3 separate regions of the Homo sapiens genome follow, and regions 1 and 2 are each linked to region 3. The links are chromatin loops, found by intact Hi-C in ENCODE. Cell type or tissue: heart right ventricle. All regions are shown on one strand.

Region 1 (8,000 bases), 130 kb after region 3:
TAGTCTGAGTGCAGAAGACTGATGGCCCAGAGTGAAAACAGGCAGAAAGAGTGAATTCTACTTTATTCTGCCTTCTGCTCAATTCAGACCTCCAATGGATTGGAACAGGCCCACCCACATTGAGGACTGTAGGCTGCTTTACTCAGTCTATTGATTTAAAGGATTCAAACTTTTAAAGTGTCTTTGGAGTCATCAAGAAACATCCTTACAGACACACCCAGGGTAATTTTTAACCAAATACCTAGACACCTGGTGGCCCAGTCAAGTTGACACATAAATTCACCATCATGTCATGTAACTTCTTTCATCTTCAAAGCCAGTGTGGTAGGCTGAATAATGCCTCACTCAAAAGATCTCCATGTCCTAATCCCTGCAACCTCTGAATGTGATAACTTATATGGCAAAGAGGATTTTTGCAGGTGTGATAATTAAGATTTTTGACATGGGAGATTATCCTGGATTATCTGGATGAGGCTGATGTAGCCGCAAGGGTCCTTTTATGGGAGAAGGCAATACGACAATGAAAGCAGAGATTGCTGCAATACAGCTAAGAGCCATGGAGTGCTGAAGCTTCTGGAGCTGGAAGATCAAGGAACAGATTGTCCCCTGCTGCTTCCAGAAGGAACCAACCCTGCTGACACCTGAATTTTAGCCCCTTAAGACTAATTGTGGATTTCTGACCTCCAGATCTGTGACAGAATACATTTACATTGTTTTAAACCACCAAATTTGTCATAATTGCTTACAGTTCAATAGCAAATGTATAGTCTGCAATGGGGAATTTTCCCCTCATTAAATCTCACTTGCACCTTGAAACTCTCTTAACTTCCTCTCCTGAAACCACAGGGAGAAAATTCTCTGCTTTTAAAGGGCTTATGTTATTAAGCCTGGCTCACTTATAGTTGAGTGCTAACTTAAGGTCAACCGATTTGGGTCTGTAATTATGATACAAGTACAAAATTCGTTCACAGAGGCACTAGTATTTGATTGAATAACTGGGAGAAGATGTATGTATACAAGATGCCAGAAATCTTGGGGGGCTGTCTTAGAATTTTGCCTACCACAAAGATGGAAAACTTTTAAGGTGTCTTGGGAGTCATTTAAACTTTAAAATAATTTAGACTTGAAATTTACTTGGTCTTATGGTTATTAGAGATTAAAAATTTTCTAGTTTTTTGATTTATTTAGGAGTTCCACTGCAATTCTGAATTAACATAGGAACATATTATATCTATCAATTTTTATGACAGGAAAATTTATAGCCTTCCACAAATACTGTCTTTCTTTGCTTTCTCTAAGTTTTCTTCCTGATCACAAGATCTACTGCCTTACAATGCATGAACACACAAGAAATGGTTTTCATAGCTCTACCTTAAGTTAGCCAAAAGACACATGTAGTGGCTTTACTTTGGAGACCTGCCTCTGGGGTTTCTCTTGATTGCCACATCTCCTTTTGTTGTTGTTTAGGGATATATTTTGTTTTTTCACTGTCATTTTTAACTATCAGCCATCTCAAGAAAATAGAATACTATGTCTATTTGGTCACCTGTATTATTCATCTATTGTCAAGCATTACTCCTAACTCTCATAAAGATTAAATTTCTTTTTGTGGACTGTGTTTCTTAATGAACATTGTTTCATTTTCTTCTTTGTGTATTATTTTGAAATATTTTTTTTATTAGTGGCAGAGAGCATCCAATGGGAGTAAAATTTACTTCCATTAGAAGCTCTGTTATAGTTTGTAAACACTGTTTATCTAATAAACCAGCATTTTGTTAGGAAAAGATCCTGGATCTCAATAAAAAATTAAAACTGAGTTATGTTTCTTTAAGAGGCTCACTTGAAAAAAAATAAACACCTTCTTAATATTCACTGTGAGAACCAAGTGTAGTGTTTTTAATTTTCCAGCTAGACCAATGGAGGGACACAGGTTAAAAGAATAACATCATAAGGTTTCTGAATGTGCCAAATGCTTTCCCTACAAACGTCTTGGCTATTCTGTAAAGAAAATCTCACAAGAAAGATGACACTGCTTTACAAGCCCTGCCTGAGATCTGAAAACATGAAAATTAGGCATAGAAATGTCTGAAATGGAAGAATACTGGGAGGATATTTAATTGAATTATATTCTTTCAGTTGTTAAGTCCTTACACACACATTTTCATTTAATGTGAAACCTAATCTTGCTAATTTGCCAAAAGAAAATGTCAGATTAGTGATTAATTTGCTTTCATCAAGATGTTTATTGGAACCTGATTATATTAGCATGTATTCAGCAAATAGTTTTTATATTTCTTAACTTCCAAGTAATACATCCTTGCAGATTTTACCAGTTATACTGCTAATAGATACAAGTTAGGCTACTTAGTTTAAATTTTTATTTTATATAGTTAATCATTTTTAATACTAAATCTATAACTGAGTTGGGAAAATTAATTTATTGATGGTTAGCTTTCTAAGTGTGTTTTAAAAATCATACATTGTGAAATAATTCTGGGGTTTATTTCAGTGTATGGGCTGTATTAATAATAAGCTATTACCAAAATAATGCTCTATAACCTCCAAAACTTCATGATTTACAAAAACATGAATTTATTCCCATGCTCAAGGGTGTACATTTGACTGCAGTTTGATCTAGGCTGGCGGAGTTGGGCAACTCTTCTTCAGCTGTTGTTTGGGGTTACATCTGCTTTACATGTCTTTCACTGTTCTTGGACCAGTACGTCTACTCAGCAGTTCCTGTGTAAAGAGCGAGAACACAAGAGCCAAACTTAACTGTGCAAACAAGTTTAAGGCCTCTATGCCTATCATCCTCTAAGGTTCCATTGGCTAAAGTCAGTATGTGCCGGAACCCCAAATCCATGGGACAGGGAAATACGCCATGCCCACAGAGGGGTGGTGAAGGGTAGGAGGAGTAAGTATTTACTGAACAGTAATCTGGATAATCCAAACTATTTCGTGTGTTTTGTTCTTTATGTTAAACACTGTATAATACCGAAAGGATCCCTTTCTGTGAATTGAGGTGCAGGTAAACGATCTCTTTTTTTAGGCATCTAATAATATTATGGTTAAGTGTTAATTTAAGTGTAAATTTGCCAATCCTTATTTTAGAATCCTGAGATGAATTCTTATGTATTTAAGCAGCTATTTGACTTGTTTTTGGTTATTTTCATTACAGATATATAATCATGTATATTATATACATATATATATGATGGATTGATAAAGCTCACGCATTACTTATTCCTCTTATTTTTCCTCTAAGAGCAAACATAGCACTGGTAGGACAGAATAAGTAGAAGAATGGATGCCCTGTTAAACTGCCTGCTCTTCCAAGGCAGAAGCCATATCTGTCTCTGCTGCTGTGTCTCAGGACCTAGCCCAGTACATTGCTCTGAGTAGGCTGTCAGTGAATACTCAACCAACTGATTACCGACTTGCAAGAGAGTCAACCACTGTGGTGTCTTATTTTATCTTGGCTTCATTTTGCATTAGTACATACAGTACCAGAGAATACAAGTAATATTTTCCTTATTGTGATAAAATACAAATGACATAAAATTTATCGTTTTAACAGTTTTTACTTATTTACTTATTTGCTGTAACACATGCTTCCGCTTTCCTTTTTATAAAACGATAATGTCCAAATGGTACTTTCCCATTTATTCCCATGCTTTTATTACATTCACAACTGTTGTACAATGATTGCCACTATGCAGTTTCAGTAGTTCATCATCACCCCAAATAGAAATCCTGTCCCTATTAAGCAGTTGATCCTCGTCCCTCTTCCTCCAATCCCTTGGCAAACACTAATCTGCTTCTGTCTCTATGGATTTACCCATTCCAGACATTTCATACAAATGGAATCATATAGTATTTGGCTTTTTGTATCTAGCTTATTTAGCATCACGTTTGCAAGGTTTATCCATGCTGTAGCATATTAATACAGTCATCACTTGGTATCTGTGGGGGATTGGTCACAGGACACACCCCCACATACCAAAATTCACGTGTGCTCAAGTCCATTATATACAATGGCACAATATTTGCATATAACTTATGTCTTCCTGTATACTTTAAATCATCTCTAGATTACTTATGATAGCTAATACAATATAAATGCTATGCAAATAGTAGTTAAAATGTATTTTAAGAATGTGTATTATTTTTATTGTTCTTTTATTTTTTCCCTAAATATTTTTGATCTGTGGTTGGTCGTATCTATGGATGTGAAACCTGTGGATACAGAGGGTTGACTGTACTTCGTTTGCATGGCCAAATAATATTCCATTGTATAGATATATCTATGTGTTGGTTGATGGATATTTATGAAAATAATGTTTTATATACATAGTAATTGATTTTAGATATCACATGAGATCTAATACATTAACAGTCTCAGAGGTTTTGTTTGATTCCCTCTGGAGAACACATCAGTGGAGCAGGACTGTTCTATTAAGCTGAGTTGGAAACAGAAAAAAAGAGAACTGGAAGATTTTCTAGCAAAATAATATTAACACAGTGAATGGTGAACTTCCACTGCCCAATTAAACTGTGATAGTGTGATTTATTTTTTAAGCTTCAGTCAAGATTGTTATGATCAGATATCACAATCACTTGACAGCAATTTGGTAGGGAACCAGGAATTGCAGCTGCTTATTTTAATTGTGACTTTACTCATGTATCTTTTACTTATTTGCTGTAACACATGCTTCAGCTTTCCTTTTTATAAAACAATAATATCCAAATGGTACTTTCCCATTTCTTCCCATGCTTTCTGTGCCAATTTTATGTGCATTTTCCAACCTCCTTCTGCTCTCCAGAAATGTTTTAAATCTCAGATCATGTGAGATTCTGATTTAAGATTTAAAAATACTTCCCTCCCTGAAGGTTTATTACCCAATTAGTATCTGAAAGGAGCTGCATAACTATTTCATTATCCATAGAGTCCAAGAGGAGTGCAATGGAATTAATTTAAAAGCTTGGAAAATAAGATATATGAGTAAAATGAAAGGAATTGGCATTATGTAACCTGGAGAAATGAAGGCTGAAATCTTTAATACATGAAGGACTATAATATAGAGGAGGATGAATGATTTTTCTCTGTCTTCCAAGAGAATAGAATAAGAGAAAATGGATTTAAGCAATAGCAGCCTGGATTTAGATCAGAAATAAAAAAAAGCTTTCTAACTCTAGGGAATGTAAGGTGGTTTATCAGTGTCCTTGTTAAGACCCAGCAAAGATTTAAGGAAAAGAAAGTGGAGGGGAAGAATTGCTTTGACTGTTAACATTGTTTATTAAGAGATGTTTCTAAATACCCTTCCTTGCAAATGTCTACACTATGATAGATTACTACCTGTTTTGGATGATCACAGCCCCTAAGGAAAATAACAGGCACCAGACTCCCATGTTTCTCCTCCATAGAAGTGCCTACTACATTCTTTCCAGGAGGAAACCATTTAATAAAATTTAGTTAAGTGAATAATCCCCTCTTCTTAAAGATGAGACAACTGAAGTAGTGTAATTGTCTACCCTCAGATCAAGCAGCTAGGATTAAATTCACACAGTTATTTAAGACAAAATGTAGATTTGTGGCAGAAAATAGATTTCTACCTGTTTTGGACCTAGAACGCTGGATAACAACCTGGAACTGAAACTTGAGCGGAAGCACTTCCTGCAATGCCCTAGATGCCTGGAGGGTTTATGGATCAACAATTCAGTAACCTTCAATCAGTGAAGTCAGTCAGTAACCTGGTTCTAGTGAGCACGATACATCTAATACAGAGCCATTTATTTTAAAATGATTAAAAATAGTACATTTGGTAATTATTTATTGAGTCCCCACAGTATATGAGGCATTGTGTAAGTCCTAGTGGGAAGCAATTCATAAGATAAGAAAGATGCCTATGGAATAACTTGGAGCTGAACTATCCCTCCTTTGTAAGTCATCCATGCAGTATGAAGGTTAAATGTCAGGGAGAAAGTAAACAGGAAAAAGCCAAAAGCAAGCAGCTTTGTGTTTTCTCTGAAGGTATCAGAGTGCAAGCTCACAGACTTATCTCTCCACCTTTTTGTCCAGCCTAGGTTGACCTGCTCCCCTCAGCACTTCACTGTATTCTACTTCCAGCATGTACTTGTCAGATCCCCAGCTCCTCCTATGCAGACCTATAACCTACATTTTCATTCTCTTGGTGCCTCAGACATCAGGACTTCCATGGTTCTGAAGGGAGGGACAGCAGTTAAAATGGCACTTGAAGGACTACTGTCTTGGTCCAGGGTGGGTTAGTCACTGGCAGGGCACAGACAGGAGCCCTGGGCCTAACTCTGAGGTGTCAGCAAAGAATCTTGTTTTAACTTGTATGAGAGAAATAAAGTAATAAGAATTAAAATTTATCATGGAGTGAGGAAAACTGTCAAGCAGCATTGACAGTAGATGCCGAGAAGTAAAGAGGAAAAAAAATTGTTAAAATATTAGTTACAACAAATATGTAAATTGGCAATTAGGTATAATTGCTATGTACCACAACAATGATCATCATTAAATGTCAGATTCATTTAGCATATAGTTAATTTCATTGCAATATAACCTATTCCTTTGCTCATTTTTCAAAATTATTTGCTTTTGTGCCTGGTTGTCTGTTCGGGGCATATAACACAATATAGGGAACAACACCCATTTATAGAATAAAATATCCATCTCTATAATTAGTCCTGACATTGGGTTGCTGTTTCATAGATAATGCTGGTTAAAAAAAGATTGTTATGTTGAAATAGATAATATTTCAATGATATTTCTAACCTGAAACAATTGGCATATTGTTTTAGTTGCCTTAGCTGCCTTCCCTAAAGAAAACATATTTATTTTCAGGGCTAGCTGCTGTTGGCATAATAATAAATTGTTCTTAATATTAAGTTGAGAAGAAATTTAATCAGTAAGACTGTTTTAAATTTGGCAATTTTAGGATTTCTAGTTTCTACCTCCTGCTTCTTTAGCAAAAATTGAACAGAGAATTCAGTTTTCTGTTCATGAGATACTTTACTCAAGCATTGCCTAAAAAAAATTTTTTTTAGATAAGATTTAACCAGAAGATAATCAAAAGTAGTTTTTCTCTTGGCCATGTCTCATCCTTGGTTGGGCATTGCTTTTAACCTTGATGAAAGTAGTATTAAGTCTGTATTTTGATTTTAAGATTGAAAAGTTAATGTAGGCACTAAGGAAGTCAACTAAAACAAAACTTGGGAATAAACTTTTACAATTATGAGAAAAAAGGCAATTAGTTCCTTGATATCAGATAGGCCCTGGGCTGACCCATTTAATGAAATTTCTTTAACCCTCTATTGTCTATTATATGGGTTGAGCTGTAATTCTTTGTCATCAATTTGATGTTTGTTTGGTTTTTTTCTTTTCCCTTGAAGGAATTATCCCAGATTCTTGGCAGCCTTCCTAAACTGCAGTGGAACCAAGGACTTTGTGTATTTGAATTTTTAATTGTAAACATTGTGACAAGCATTTGCAAACTGGGAGTTGGCAGAGTTGGTGTGATGTCATAGAAAATAATTTCCTTTGTTTTATTTAAAAAAGGTTTCCAAGTTTCCCCAAGTAAGTCTGGCTTTTATCTCAAGCTATGAGAGAGCCGTTTACCAGATGTCAGAATCAAGACATTGTCTTTGATTTCTAAGGACTTTACCCTGGGTGACCTGGATTATTCCTCTCTGTGAATTGAATGCAAACCTCTTAAATATCACTCCATTTCTCCAGGGCACTGCACTGACTCCTTCTTCCATTTATCTTGCCCTATTTATCTTCAACCTTTGTCTTAGGCAATACTTTCTCCCTCTCAATTCCCTTAGCACAAAAGTGATTCTCAAACACTGTCATATCCTTCAAATATTTTCAGAAAGAGATATTGATCCCCAGCCTGATTTCATCCTTTAGAAACATGCAAGTTACAGATTCATAAGTCTGATGTCAGTTAGTGGCAAAATCCTGTACCAGATTA
Region 2 (8,000 bases), 290 kb after region 3:
AACCTAAGCACTAACTGACTGGACTCAAGATTAAAGTATAAATTGCTAGAATGGATAAAGTGCAAATGGAATGAATAGTGAGAAAGAATGAGACCCTGGGTCTCATCACTAACTGATGATATCTAGGATTAAAGTGCAATACAATGAAGAAAAAGGCATAAATGGAAGAAATAGTTCAAAGAAACACATGACAGATCTTGCTGAAATGTTGGCTCTAGGTAAACGGGAAGAGGCAATCAAAGGGGGCACTAAGGTCTTCAGTGTAGTCTGAGGGAGACAGTGGTATCATTTGTGGAGACAGAGAACTCAAAAGAAGTGTTTCCTATTCCCCAAGTACACATACTCACACTGGTGCCTTGCAACTGTTGCTATAATCCCTGAGTTCAGTATAAGGTGATTTCATTTTGGACCCCATCCAAGAAAGTTTATTCCTGGAAGTCCTAGAAGGATTTCATTACAACATTTTTCACTCACAACGTGATTATGCAACTTGCATGTAATAAGAGAATCATAAGGAAGGCTCCAGAGTACTTGCCTGCCCTGAAAATTAGCCCACAGACCTGAAGTCTGAAAGAAATTTGGGTGAGCCTCTAAAATCAAATTGATGGAGAGTAAGAATGCTAATAAAATATATGACATGACCTGTGCTTTGATCCTGAATTAATTTAGGTTTATGTTTACTGCCCCCCAAGAAACAGAATTGCCATGGCACTGTTAGGAGGATGACCTGATTTAAAAAGACTGGACAGATAAAGTTGCCTGTGGGATGGTAGATATTTTTGGACTTCTCAGCAAGATTCCTGGAACCATTCTGTTTTCAGCATGGCCGGGCTTGACCTCTTTCAGTTTTTAGAAAAATAAATACCTACAGGTACGGTAGGGTAGAAGAGGGGTGAGCCAGCGGGGTACAAGGTTGTGCCTGACTCCAGATCCCATTAGCATTGCCATTTTAAGACCTGTCTCTCAACCTTCATCCCTCATGGCCTCTAACAAGCTTCCAGCCTTGGTTTCCTAATTTGCACTAAATAGCCAGAGGAGATCTTATGGGACAGAGCTGCCCTGGCACACTCTCATCTCTGATTCAAATATTGACTTTTTTCCTTGGCAAAATTTTTTGCATTCTTAAAGCAATTTGCCTTTCTAAACTTTTTATCATTTCCCTTTCTTTGGATGGATATTTTGTTGCACCATTTAAATTGTGCCTGAGATTTTTTTGGCTAGCTACAACTAATAACTACTTCATACTGTGAACTCCCTTTCTGAGTGTCTAGCAGCCAAAGACAACAATCTTTGTTCAGAATGACTCCTTCCTAGATAAAGGCTTTTCAATGGGTGAGAGACAAGGAGCTAGCTGTGTAAGCTATAATTTGAAGTACTGGGAATGACCTCTTTAACCATCTTCTTCAGTCTCAACAATTCACATTATGTAAGTCAGCTGATGGTAGAGGATACCAGAGGCACATGGGCAGCAGGATCTACCCCTGTGCAGTGCTGTGGAGTAGAAGGGAAAAGAACTTTCTTGGCTCATTTATTTTTTATGACTGGTTCTTTGGCTGGTTATTCATATATTACCTTTCCCTTTGCCTTCTTGGTGGTAAATGGGAATGAATTTGAAGGTTTTTGTGATAATTACTAAACCATAGAAATGTTTTATGTATTCTTGTTGGTGGTTGATGCTCGTAAGGTTGTTTGGAGCATTTTAGCATAATGGTAGAGGAATCTTGTTTAAAAATGGCCAGATCAAGTTCTAGCCTTTTAACAGTCTTTGATTTGGGGTAAGATATTTAGTCTTAGACTCATTTTCCTTGTATATTAAAGTGAATGAATCAGACCTTATGATCGAGAAAGCCCCTACTAGCTCCCAAATTCTTTTGAGTCAGGGTCTCAATCTCTTGCCTAGGCAGGAGTGCAGTGGTGTTCTCATGGCTCACAGCAACTTTGAATTCCTGGGCTGAAGCGATGCTCCTGTTCAGACTCCCCAAGTGCTGGGATTACAGGCTAAATTCTTATGTTTGCTAAATATTTTTGTCTAGATTTCTTCATGAGAGCTACCCTACTCCTTTCAGTCAAAAGCTGAACACAGATGCTACCAAGACATATAGGATGAGACTAGACCAGTTAATGTGGGTGCTCTGGACTTGGTGGGAGAGACCCGGGTTGTGGAAAAACCAGATCATGTAGGGAGAGAAAAGTAAAAGGAAATAAAATAGAAAGAAACCTTACTGCAGGGGAGGGAGGGGAGTGTAGAAACATGCACCCCAGACCTCTAAGTAGTGTTTCTTAAACGAGTGTGCATCAGAATCACCTGGGAGGCTGGTTAAAACACCAACTACTGGCTCTACCTCCAGAGTTTCAGACTCAGTAGGTCTGGTGTAATACATAAAAATGAGCATTTCTATCAAGTTCCCGGCAACGTTGATGATGCTGGTTGTAGGAAACTCAGAGAACCATTGCTCCCTGTCATTTTCTCATTTTTAGGTATTGCAGTCTGAAAGTGAGCATGTTAGTTATAAAGTAGACTCAAATAGCAGAGGACTGAATGGGTCTTTTTTTTTTTTTAATCTCCTTTGGAGTTGATTCCAGGCTTGGTATTGAAAGAGACTCCCACTTGGGACAGTGGCTATTGTCACTTCCTATTGCTTTTATGTGCTATAGGAAGGTAGACAGCTACTCATTTTCTCTCTGCTGCCATCCTGAGGAAAACAGAAAACAGCATATGCATCCATTTATTTTCTCATTTAACAAATATTTATTAAGTTCTTACTGTGTTGTAATCACTTTTCTAGAAGCTAGGGATCTAGCAGTGAACAAAACCAACAAAAAGCCATCTACTTGTGGAGCTTCTATTCCAGAGAGTGGTGAAAAGAATTCAAGGAATTTCTGTGTCCCAAAGAAGACAATTTAGTGATCAGTTGGATATTTTATTGATCACCTACTCTACACCCATCACCCCGATACACAGCTGACAGTAGGGTGAGACTACCATATGATCCACACCCTCAGGAAGCTTAAGACTACTAGAGTTTGATTTCAGGAGTATTTATGGAAAATGCTTCATTTTTTCACTACGTGATAAGTTATGTGACACTTAAGTTATTTTAAGGCCAGTAGTTCAGAGGTAGGACAACCATCATGTGGGCTGAAGAACTATCATTGGCTTTTGGATTCTGCTCTCCTGTCTATAACAAGCACACCTTGTGCTCACAGTAAAGCCCGTACTACACAGCACCACATGGCCCCAAGGCCTGACCTACTTCCTGCTCAGATAAACTTCTGGACATAGTGCTGCTATGGCCCACACTGTGGGGTGACAAACACTAGGACAAGACTCCCACGCTTCCTCTCGGCACTCCCAGCCCTGCTTTCCAGGGAAACCTGCAGGCTAGCTTCCATTTGTAAATCAAGCACAAGCACTTTGGATTCTGGGGAAATTTCCTATTACAGCTGTGTTTTGTCATTATGCAGCAATATTTAGCATGTTTCTATAAACATAAAAATCTGAGGTAAAATTACAAAAAGGCTAAACTGAAACATACAGAAACAAAAGCAACTTAAAATCAAGACATACTGGGGCTGGCATCAAACTTATAAAAACAATCTAGCACAGAGTAGACGACAACTGCATGTTGAAAGCATGACTACTCAACCAGCCGCCAACCAATCAATACAACTTTACTTTTTGTCAAAAGGAAGCTGAAAAGAGGGCAAGGATTTAAGTTTAAATGTTCTTTCAATGTCTCTGAAGCAAGTCATCAAACCAGTCGGTTTTTTTCAAGTTAAAAAAAAAAAATCTTCGTATCATAAAATAGGCAAATTTGAATGCCCCAATACAATCAACTTGGTGATTATTTAGGGTACCAGTAGGCACTGTCCCAGGTGGTCAGGTAGTTGAGCTAAGGATAGAATGCATTCCTTCTAGTAAAGGCAGTGTGCAGATTAGTTACTAACATGGGCTCTGGAATTCAGATGGAGATTTGGTGACACTCTCAACCTTTCCTCTTAATCTCCCATCATACTGCTTCGAACACAGTACTTTATACAGAACACCAAAGTCCAAGCCATATGTCTGAGAATAAATTTATGTCTTAGGAGCTTTAATATAAGAATATGAGTTTTTTGTTTAGGTCGCTTATTGTGTATATTAAAAAGTGAGTGTCATGTGTGGAAAGGGCATTAGGCTGTGAAACACACATTGGGTCCTTTAGAGGCTCTGACACTATCTGTATGACCTTAAGCAAGTCCATTAACCTTTCTAGGCATCAGTAATTATTCTGTAAAGTTTTACTAAAATAAAATCTAGTTCATATGTTTACGATCCCTTTGAAAGCAGCTAGATTTGGTAACCCTTTGGGATGAGCTTCTCTGTGAGCAGACAGCATCCTCGCTGGAAACCTCCCAGATCCCCCACCATGCTTCCCCTTGCCTCAGTGGCAGGTGTACTAGTATACAACTAGCAAAAGAGGGAGGAACAAAATGGAGAGAGGCCTCTCCAGCTGGTGCCCAGCAAGTTAACCAAAGCTGGCCCACCCAGGGTCTGTCCATGCTCAGGTGTTCTCTAGTAACATCAAAGAAAAGTAGACAAAACAGGACCTTCATTCTTCACAAACTTCCTTTCAGCTGCAAACAGTTTTCTTTCATCTTTTTTTTCCCCCTCCAAGCTACATTTGGTGTGCATTTTCACCTGATTTCGCCTGCATGAAAGTATTATTGGGGAGGTTGGCCCTGTGTGATTTGTCCTGGTCCTGCAACCCCTAGGGGTGGCTTTGCATGTGGGATCAGGATGGTCTGTGTTGGAGGTCTTTTGCTTCTTAAATATTAATGAAATCAGCCCCTTCCAAGAACATCCTCAAATCCCCTGAAGGTTCTTAGATGTTGCAGTTTGCATTTAGCTATTTACATTAGCAAAGATTGTTGTACAAACAGGCTCTGGTGGCCTGTCAGTCAGGGCCCTGCTGGCTTCACTTCACAGAAAGATAAAGAAGTGTGAGTTAAATGAGCCCAGCAGGCATTTAACCTCTGGGTCTGGAAAAATGTTGACTCATTGAGTGATTTGGGAGGTGGGATTATAGACCTATTTGGTTAAAAAGCTTGAAGCTCCTCAAACCAAAGCTAGTAAAAATAGTGATTAGAGCTAACATTGATTAATTACCTGTGCCGACAACTGTGCTAATAATCCCTAGAACAAATTATCATGTATAAGCATTTTATTTCTATTTTATATATGTGGAAACACAGGCACAGGGAAAATATCTTGATCAAAGTCCCAAACCAATAAGCGTTGGTAGGCAGTCTGTTTCCAGATCCTATGTTTTTAACCATTAGTCTACCTGACCCTTTGAAAATGTATTCCTTATAGGTGTACAATTTGGCATAGACACTTTCTGGAACAATTTAATACCTATTAAATTGAAGTAATTAATTCAGGAGTTCCACTTACTGGTGTCTACTTTAGAAAAATGTACCCACTCATTCACCATGAGGCATTGATTGTATCATATTAATAAAAAAAAATCAGTGACCTGAATAAACATTGGTAGGGAGGTAGATGAATAAACAAGAATTTATTCATACTATGGAATAGTACATAGCTATTAAAAATAAAACAACTAATATTATTTACGTAAAAACTGAAAACAATATTGCCTATTTTCTCTGGATCTATATGGGTGTGTAAAGATCTGGAAGAATACATGCAGAGTAATAGCAGTGGTTATTTCTGGGAAAGGGCAGAAGGGAAGGTAACAGAGCTGGTAATCAGAGGGGCTCTGGCCTTATCTGTCAAGTTTTTTTCATGTTTTATTATTCATTTTCATGTTTCACTTACGCAATGAAAAAATAGAAATTGAGAAACAGACATATACATGAATTAATTGATTAGAACTATTTTTCACAAAGGATTTCAGCTCTGGAAAACCACTGAATTGGAATTTGGAATCACAGGATGGTGGGGCTGGAAGGCACCCTAGAGATTTTCTAGTCTAACCCACATGTTTCACCAATGTAAACAGTGAAGCTCGGGGAGATTATGTAGCCTGTCTACAGCTTCACAAAGACTACTCATCTCAGTGAACCTGGGCTGCCAGACTTCTGGCACCCTGGGAGTGCTCACACCCTCACTATGAGCTTGTCAACTAGGGCTCCATCAGCAGGTGAAACCCTACAAAGTGCTCCCTGACAGAGCCAAGGAAAGGTTGGCCCCGGGCTGGGTGGACTTGGGATATGTGCTCTAATAACTCTCAGCATGAAGAACTGCTGAGCCCCTCAAATTAAAAAGCTTGTGGCCAGATTTTTCACAGACTTTATGACAATTCTCCCACATGCAAATTCATCATGAAGGAGAGTGTTTCTATATTTGAAACTACATTTTTCTTGTTTGTTTTGGGTGGCTGGGTGGCTTGGATTTTTGTTTTTAATTCTTCTTTGAGAATAAAGAGAAGGAAAAATCCTACATTGCTTTCAGCTTGTGCAGCCTCCCCAGAGGTGTGAGATATAAACACAGTCTGTTTCCTGTATGGTTTTCCCAAGGGCACTGAAAATGTGATATTTAATTGGCTGTTGCATGTCTTCAGTTCCGGCAGACACATCATGAAACGAGAAAGAGCATCTGTGGCTGAATCATGGTGCGCAAGAGCAGCTCAGGAGAAAAGAGCAGCTTCCATGTGCAGTTCAGACCTCAGATGCTCAGAGAGGGACACACTTATAAGCTTATATTAACCTTAAAAATAAGTATTTAAGAAGTTTGTATGGGGAGGAACCACCCTCTGTTGCCTTTTCTTTCACTTATCTCCCTGAGATCCAGCCCAAGCCTAGGTATCTCAGCATGGTTTTAAGAAAAAAAAAAGAAGAAAGAAAAAGAGACACTTTGGTTGTTTTTATAGGAAGGAATAGTAATAATAGTAACAAACTTACTGAGTGCTTCTATTTAAAACTTTTTTTGGTAGTTGTAATTTTTTGTAATTGAGTTGACTTTTCAGAACAGTTTTAGATTTATGAAAAAATTAAATGAAAAGCATAGAGGGTTCTTATATACAACCCTCCCCCCTCCCAAAGCTCCCCTTATTATTAACATCTTGCATTGATGTGGTATATTTGTTAACAACTGGTGAGCCAATATTTATACATTATTATTAACGATTATAGTTTACATTAGGGTTCACTCAACATTGTACATTCTATGGGTTTTGACAAATGTATAATGACAATGTGTCCACCACTGCAGTACGATAAAGAATAGTTTCACTGCCCTAAAATTTCCCTGTGCTCCACCTATTCATCCCTGCTTCCCTACCTCCTAACCCCTGGAAATCATTGATTTTTCTACTGTCTATATAGTTTTGCCTTTCCTAGAATGTTATATAGTTGGAATCATACATTTATTTTTAAAATCAGGTTTCTTATGGTAAATTAACTCTTTTTAAGTATACAGTTCTGAGTTCTAACAAGAGTATAAAGTAGTATGACCACCACCACCATCACCACAACCAGGATATATAGAGTGCTTCCACCACCCCAAGCAGTTCTCTCATGCATGTCCCTTTGTATGAAGTTCTTCAATAAGCTCTTTCAGTCCTCCCAACAACCCTTTGAGGAAGCTTCTCTCACTCTATCTACTTTAAGGGATCTAGGCACAGAGAGGTTTAGTGATTTTCTCAAGGTCACACAGGACTAAAGTGGCAGAGCCAAGATTTGAACCTTAGTGATCTGGCTCCAGAGTCCATGTTCCAGTGTCCACTTGTAATGGTTTAATGTCCTGCTTGTACACTCCAAAAACAATGACACTGTATTGAGTCACAGAACATATTACCCTAAGGAAGACTTACCTCCCAATTTGCTAGTAAAATACATACACACCCCCTCCCCCACAAAAAATGGAAAGGGCTTTCCTAAGGTCCCAAGGTCATTGATGGGATGGAACTAAAACCCAGGACTCCCGGCTTTAAATACAACCTCAATAGCATGCTTTGCTCATAATAGGTACTTCATAAATGTCTCTTCATTTG
Region 3 (8,000 bases):
CTTTTTCTTGGATGATCTGAATTTTATTACAATATGAGTAGATGTGAGTTTCTTTTTATTTAACCTAGCTATGATTAACTGGGATTCCTGAATCAGAGACTTGGTGTTTGTCTTCTTCAGCTTTATCTTCCAACTCACTAATTCTCTTTTCAGCTGTTAATACTGAGTTTTTAATGTCAGTTATTATACATTATTTTTCTAGGAGTTCCCTTTGTTTTTTTTCAAAGATGTAGGTAATTTAGGATATCTTTTGCTTTTTTGTTATGCACCCTCTTTTATGTCTTGAAATAGATGAAACACACTATTCAATACTCTGATACTCTGATTGACAGGGTCTAACTCTGTTTTAGCTGACTGTCACTTGTTGCCCATTTTCTCGTGGGTTTGTCATTTTCTTTTTCAATGTGAACTGATGTTGTTTGGAAATTAATTTGTGATAACCATTTGAGTCTGTTCCTCTAGAAAGCCTTTATGTTTGTTTTTGCTGAGTACTTGGAGTATCACTGACTTGGGAGCACTCAGACTACACATAAGTGTAAATTCTTACCCCATCCTACATGAGGGAGGGCTGGTGTTAGTCATTTTCAAGGAAAACTTTCCTCCCTGTTTTATCATTTTTCATACTACATAGGCTAATCATCCCTACTGTTTCTCTTCTGTAGGGTGATCTCCCTCCTTTCCATTCACTTACTGAGGATGTTACCTTTCAGGGAACAGACGTTATGCGTGGGTCATAATCCTATCACATTTTGCACAGGCCTCATGTCTTATCTCCTAACTCCCAAGTGGCCCTATGAAGCCTAAGCAATAAGCCACTGGGGTGAGCAAATGTCCCAGGCAAATCCCAGCTCCAGAACTTGCTTTGGATTCCTGTTATTTTTTATTTGTGGCCTCTCAGGACGTCCCATATTTTTCAGCCAACTCAGACACGCATTTAGAACAATATTTTAAAATATTTTATCCAGTATTTTTATTTGTTCTGAATTATAGGATTTCTCTGCGTAGCTCTACTGCCATATTGCAGGCACAAAGCACCTTTTGAGGTTTTTTCAATTTGTTCCTTGAAAAACTATCCAGTTTAAGAACATTAGAAGGGCTTATCACTAATCCTGCTTTTTCAACTAACAAGCTATGTATAAACGTAACAATTCTTTCCAAAATAATTCATAATTTAGAGTGCTCACAAAGTCTCTCTTTTTCTTTTTGAAATGGAGTCTCGGTCTGTTGCCCAGGCTGGAGTGCAGTGGCGCGATCTCAGCTCACTGTAACCTCTGCCTCCCAGGTTCACGCGATTCTCCTGCCTCAGCCTCCCAAGTAGCTGGGAATACAGGCACGTGCCACCACGCCTGGCTAATATTTTTGTATTTTTAGTAGAGACAGTGTTTCATCATGTGGTCAGGCTCAAGTCCTGACCTCAAATGATCCTCCTGTCTCAGCATCCCAAAGTGCTGGGATTACAGGCATAAGCCACTGTGCCTGGCCAGAGTCTCTTTCTTAAAGTAACTTGATCTAATTCTTTGGGAACCTGACAAAATTATATTCAGTAGTTCGTTTAAAATAATAAGATGATGAGAATAGCCAGAACAATTCTTTTTCTATTGCTGCTGCACAAATTCACCCAGAACAATTTAGAAAAATAGTAGTGAAGGAGTATTAACTCCTTTTAAAATACTAGATATGAAATATTCTGAATTTTACAAGATAATTAAATTAGCATGGTAATTGCACAGGCATTCCCTGTCAATGAAATGGAAGATATAACTCAGAAACAGTTCTTAGTGTATGCTGGACCTTAGTCTTAAAGTAAATATCCCAAATCAGCAGAGGAGGGAGGACTTATCCAACACACATTGCTGGCAACAGTGATTTGCCATTTGGAAAAAACAAAAAAGAGATTTACTTGATATTAAAAAGCAAAATAATGTCTATGTAGTTTAAAAATTAAATGGAAAAAATCACGATAGAAAGGCTAAGTGAAAATATTTTATTGTAAAAAAAACTTACTAAACATAAAAATCAATGGCTGTTTCTCAGAGGTGGCAAGAAACTGGTTACAATGAATGATGAAGTAACAGAGACTTTTCTTCCCTTTTGAACCATGAGAAAGTGTTACCTTTCAAAACAAATATTACCTTTCAGAATAAAATGTATTTAAAAAATAAATAAAAAAATGGAATAAGAAAATAATTGGTAGTCTTGATTTGGGAAAATCTAAAACTGTTCTGTCACTAAAGTAATAATTAAAGAAAATTCCATGTATCAATTGGTAAAATTCTTATAATAAATGTAATTAAAAGAAATATAACCCTAATTTTAAAATATTCACATTTATCCATATGAACACTGGGAAATCATCAGAGCCAAAGTCAAAAAGAGACATTTCACAAAAGAGAAACATGAATTCTAAAACATATCAAAGAAACCTATGGAAACTACTTTTGTATAGTAATACTACTAAACTATATTATTATATTATATAGTAATACTATTATATTATTATATTATATAGTAATACTATTATATTATTATATTATATAGTAATACTATTATATTATTATATTATATAGTAATACTATTATATTATAGTAATACTATTTAACTCCCAATTTTCTGGTGTTTGCGTTTATTTTTTAATTTATTTTTGTTTTTTCACTCTGTCACCCAGGCTGGAGTGCAGTGGCACCATCTCAGCTCACTGCAGCCTCCACCTCCTGGGTTCATGCAATTCTCCTGCCTCAGCTTCCCAAGTAGCTGGGACTAAAGTCATGTGCCATTTTGCCCAGCTAATTTTTGTATTTTTAGTAGAGACAAGGTTTCACCACGTTGGCCAGGCTGGTCTCAAATGCTGTAATGCTGGCATTACAGGCGTGAGCCACCGCGCTAGGCCTGTTTTTATCAAAAGCCAGGTAGGCCTATATTTGGAAAGGCCTTGTCTTTTTCATTCATTTTTTTCTTATTTTGGGGGTGTAATTACCCTTAAATTTTTTTCTCTTATGGAATTTTCATTATGGATTTGCTAATCTTTTTTTTTTTTTTCTTGAGACAGAGTCTCGTTCTGTTGCCCAGGCTGGAGTGCAGTGGTGCAGTCTTGGCTTACTGCAGCCTTTGCCTCCCGGGTTCGTGATTCTACTGCCTCAGCCTCCCAAGTAGCTGAGACCACAGGCACATGCCACCACACCCGGCTAATTTTTGTACTTTTAGTAGAGAAGGGGTTTCACTATGTTGGCCAGGCTGGTCTCGAACTCCTGACCTCAGGTGATCCGCCTGCCTCGGCCTCCCAAAGTGCTGGGATTACAGGCGTGAGTCACCGCACCCGGCTCAGATTTGCTAATCTTTATGCTAAATGTGTTCACATAAAAATGATGTGATTAAATAAGGTGTGGTTTGTCTTAATTTGATAACACAGATTTTATGTAAAATCTCTTCTCCACCACCATTTTATAGATCGTACTTGAAGTGCTGACTTGTCAATGACAGAGATACTGAATAGACTGCTAAATGAATACTAATTCAAGACATTCCTGGGTCTGATGTTACTACATGTAGAAAACCACCAGGTGGCAGTACAAGCCAAGCACAAAACCCACACTAATTTAGAGCAGCACATTACACTTTACACATTACAGGATTACACTTTAATTGGAATAAATGAACAACTGAATAGTCATATTGGAGTAGAATCACCACATTTTCCAGGTGTTTTAAACCTGGTTTTTATATTTTTCATACTTGTTTTTCCAAGGTGAGGCTTTTCTTTAAATAAAAGTCTCGTCTAATTAATAGAAAAGACCTGTTAAGGTTACATCTTATGCATTCCAATTCAGACAAGTATGAAACATCTTTGAGTGGTAAGATTCCTGTACTGCAGACTCTATGTTCTAAGCTAACCAGGAGGATAAAGCTGGTGCTTCAGTCTGCAGCCAGCTTGCCAGTAGCAACGAGGGTTAAATTATTAATAGACCTTTCTTCTGTGGTTAGGCAGCTCGACTGGTCTTAATTTTTTTTTAAGTCAGGTATGATTTGGTTGCTGTGCTTAGTCACACATCTGGAAATAAATAGTTGCTAGACAAAAATAAATTTTTTATATTTTTATGACTAAATATATGTGGCATGTGTTTCATGTCCACACATTGCCAAGGATATTTTTAGAAAAATCTGTTTCCGTCAGTAACCTTGCTGTTAGCTTGATGGTGCAAGAGTCTTTGGGGAGCGCAAACAGCGTTGGAAGATCCTCTGCTCCTGTGGGACACAGAATTACTCAAACAGCACTAAACACAAAACCTGGGTTTCTAATGAGTGGGCTGTTCATGTATTAATGTTAGTATTTGGTTTTAGCCACTGAAAGAGAATTGCAGCTGTTCCATTAGAGATCTGAAGTCTGTCAAATGGGTGAGTTATATTTCTGAACTTGAAATTGAGAATATGAAACCTTCCCAGAAATCATGGTGAGCCCAAGAATGGCTGAAAGGCAGAAGTTTGAGGATCGCGATGCTTGACATTTCTAAAAAGGGGGAGTAGTAATTTCAATAAACTTTGGTCTACAATAGTGAATGTGGTCTCGATTCTGTAAGACCCTATCAGATGAATGGGTGAGTAGTCCCTAGAGGCAGTAGCACCTACTTCATGAGAAGCCAGATTGGGTTTGACACTTGTCACAGCAAACTTTTTTCTTTAACAGGGTGTCCAGACCTCCAGACCTAGAAAGGGCAGAGAACTTGGAAATCTGAGTTTGAACAAGGCACTTCAGAAGGTCTCTCATAATACACTTCTGGATGAAGTGATATTGGGGCTGGGATGTAAGTGTAATTATGTATATTGATAATTGTCTCAATAGCTATTTAATAGATTGATATCAAATGGAGGAATGTGTCTAGGGTTGTTCTTGGCCTTTTTCTTTAATTCTTTTTACAGTGATTTGGTTGAGGATGTTGTATGCACGTTTATCAAATTTGGGATGATGTGAAATTAAATAGAATAAATTAAATGGTCAAATCAAGATCCTAAGTCTTAGGCTGGTTAAACTTGGTAGTATAGCAAGAATTGTTTTAAAGAGACTACATGTAAAGGCCACTACATGTGTCCTAAAGTCAATAGCATGTATACAGGATAAGTAGCTGTGACAAATCTGAAGAAGACAGGAAATGTAGTTGGCAGTGAAGATAGTATAAATCAGTTGTGTACAATGGCTGTCAGCAGAGTTAACTTATTTTTATTTATTTATTTTGATTCATAAAAATACAAAATCTCCATCTCAAATAGCATTCATTTAGCAGTTTCTTCAGTATCTCTGTCATTGACAAGTCAGCACTTCAAGTAAGATCTCTAAAATGGTGGTGCAGAAGAGATTTTACATAAAATCTCCGTTATCAAATTAAGATGAACCACACTTTATATAACCTCACTCTGTTGCCCAGGCTGGAGTGCAGCAATGTGATCTTGGCTCACTGCAACCTCCACCTCCCAGGTTCAAGTGATTCTCCCACCTCAGCCTCCCAAGTAGCTGGGATTACAGGTTTGTGCCACCACGCCTGGCTAATTTTTGTATTTTTAGTAGGGACAGGGTTTCGCCATGTTGGCCAGGCTGGTCTCAAACTCCTGACCTCAAGTGATACGCCCACCTCGGCCTCCCAAAGTGCCGGGATTACAAGCATGAGTCACCACCACGCACAGCCAGAATTAACTTACTTTTTTTAAACAAAGTTAATGTTAACTTAGGTTTCATTGATTAAAAAGTGTGGCATGGCAAAGGAGTGAGGGGATCCCCTCCCTCTTCTCCTGCAGGCTGGACTACCCTCTTTTCAATTCTAGGTGCTATAACCTCAAGTGGGGCATGGGCACAAGATTACATATTCATACATGTGACATTTATGTCACACATTCAACTATAACAGCAGTAGCAACAATTGCAACACCCATGGCCCCAATGTCTATCACCTGGGATGTCATTGCTACTTTCACCCAATTTAGATATAAATGACCTCTAGGTTTTCTTCTATCTCTACAATCCTACGATCCAGCTCACAAAAGATATCATCTTTGAGGATTAGGTGTAAATTCAGCCATGGCCAGTAAAGCCTCTAAAATCTCTGTATCCAACCAAGACCAGGCGCGGTGGCTCATACTTGTAATCCCATCAGTTTAAGAAGTTGAGGCTGGCAGATTGCTTGGGCCCAGGAGTTCAAGACCAGCCTGGGCAACTTGGCAAAACTCATCTCTACAAAAAATTAGCTGAGTGTGGTGGCACACACCTGTAGTCCCAGCTACTTGGGAAACTGAGGTGGGAGGATCATCTAAGCCCTGGGAGGTCAAGGTTGCAGTGAGCCGTGATTGCACCACTGTACTCCAGTCTGGACAACAGGGTGAGACACTGTCTCAAAATAAATAAAATAAAATCTCAGTGTCTAGAACACCAAAAGCTCTATGAGAGTGCAATAAGAATATTTGTATGTTGGTAAAAGAATGGGAAGTTAAGTATAATAAAATGCTTTTCCTTAAAAGTACATATCTATTGGGTTGATTTCCCTCATATTCCCAGGGCTGCTCCATATCAGGGTGGTTAAAATAATTTTAAGGAATGATTATAGGGAGAAAAGTAGGCACAGAGCCCTGAATTCTGTTTCTGAAGGCAGTTTATTTTCTGCCTTAGTGGACTATAGGCTTCAAGTCCAAAGATCCAGTCCAGTGATAATAAGGGGTGAATTGGAGGGTGGCCATAGCATAATTTATTATTCCAGGCTTCTGGTAGTATTGTCTTTGGCAACTGAGCACATTTCCCCCTTCTTTTCTATGTCTTCAGTGCAGACTCTGCTTTCTCCCTGTTTATACAGGGTCAGCACATGAAGTGATGTGGACAGAGAGCCCCACCTCCTTGGCTGCTGTGGTTGGTTCAGGTATTAACACGTGACTCAAGCTGGGCCAATTGGAGCCCTTGTCTGGGACTTTTCTATATTGGAGTCAATAGGGAAAATTGCTGTTGCTTCTATGTTCCTGGCACTAGAAGAATAGCTGAGGATGGCTGACTTTATCTCTTGTAGAGAAAGCCTGTCTGCAATAGTAAGAATGAGGCCAACACAAAGAGAGACAGGGAAGATAGGGGAGAAATGGTGATATTGAGGTCTGGATCTCAGTCTGTCTGACATCAGTGCTAATGAACCACTCCTTTTAAAATTTAAGTTGATTTGTATTTGTCATTTATATCCTGACTAATACAGCCTTCAGAAAGAAATATTAGAAAAAGCACTGTCATGAACTATTACTTCATTAACATAAAAACAGATCATTTTGGTATGATGATAATAAAAGTAGCAACAATCCATTAAGAATCTACTATATGTTAGGCACTGCAGTAAGTGCATTACATATTTTTTTCATTTAATCTTCACAACAACCTATGTAGTACCTGTATCAGTTTGCTATAACTGTATGACTAACTGCCCTGAAACTGAGTGGCTTGAAACAATAATTTGTTTAACTCACAAGTCTTTGTCTTGGTTGGGTAACTGTGGTCTGGACCAGGCTCAGGTGATCATAAATGGGCTTGCTAACGAGTCTGCGGTAAGTTGGCAGATTTCTAGGACTTACTAGTCTAGGGTGGCCTCATTCATAGGTGTAGAGTTTGGTCACCTGGGCACACAAGAGTGGATATTGCCTCTCCAGCAGGCTAACCCTAGCTAGTTTCAAGCAGGTGCCAAATGAGTGAGTGGAGGCATGTGAATCCTCTCATGGCTCACTCTTGGCACTGGCACGCAACTACTTCTGAAGCATTTTCTTGGCCCAGTTTCAAGGAATGAGGAAATAGTCTCTATTCTTAATGAGAGGAACTGAAAAGTCAAGGAGAGTGGATATAGAAAGGCATGGAAACAATGGGAACACAACTATTCTATTATGAAAGGTATTATGTGCATACACTTCAAAAGTTAAGAAACTTACTCAAGGTCATAAAGCTAGAAAGCAGCAGAGACAGGATTTGGGCCTTAATCTTCTGACCGAAAATCTCATTC

The links. A loop is a pair of places that touch in the nucleus more often than their neighbours do. Peaks named below come from ENCODE experiments on the same cell type or tissue, not always from the same donor. Only the 100,000 strongest peaks of a DNase experiment are listed, where the experiment ranks them.
Region 1: a loop joins it to region 3, with 2.6 times the contacts of the local background. A loop is called at or near these places in 9 of 110 quality-filtered maps.
Region 2: it touches region 3 in a loop (2.9-fold over the local background); 12 of 110 quality-filtered maps call a loop at or near these places.

What each region holds. Positions count from the first base shown.
Region 1 is chr5:112,011,879-112,019,878 of GRCh38, reverse strand. NREP-AS1 (NREP antisense RNA 1) reads right to left here. Exons shown (of 4, transcript NR_046678.1): 4 at 2,573-2,739. Among named protein-coding and RNA genes, the nearest start is that of NREP-AS1, 100 kb to the right of the region's middle. In heart right ventricle, no CTCF peak of the experiment used is centred here; no DNase peak of the experiment used is centred here; H3K27ac peaks cover 2,076 bases.
Region 2 is chr5:111,852,523-111,860,522 of GRCh38, reverse strand. It overlaps a transcript of NREP not described here. Among named protein-coding and RNA genes, the nearest start is that of NREP-AS1, 56 kb to the left of the region's middle. In heart right ventricle, no CTCF peak of the experiment used is centred here; a DNase peak (open chromatin) is centred at 3,264; H3K27ac peaks cover 2,486 bases.
Region 3 is chr5:112,142,677-112,150,676 of GRCh38, reverse strand. It overlaps a transcript of EPB41L4A not described here. Among named protein-coding and RNA genes, the nearest start is that of EPB41L4A-AS1, 14 kb to the left of the region's middle. In heart right ventricle, a CTCF peak has its summit at 3,557 (motif pointing right); DNase peaks (open chromatin) are centred at 3,566 and 7,703; H3K27ac peaks cover 2,395 bases.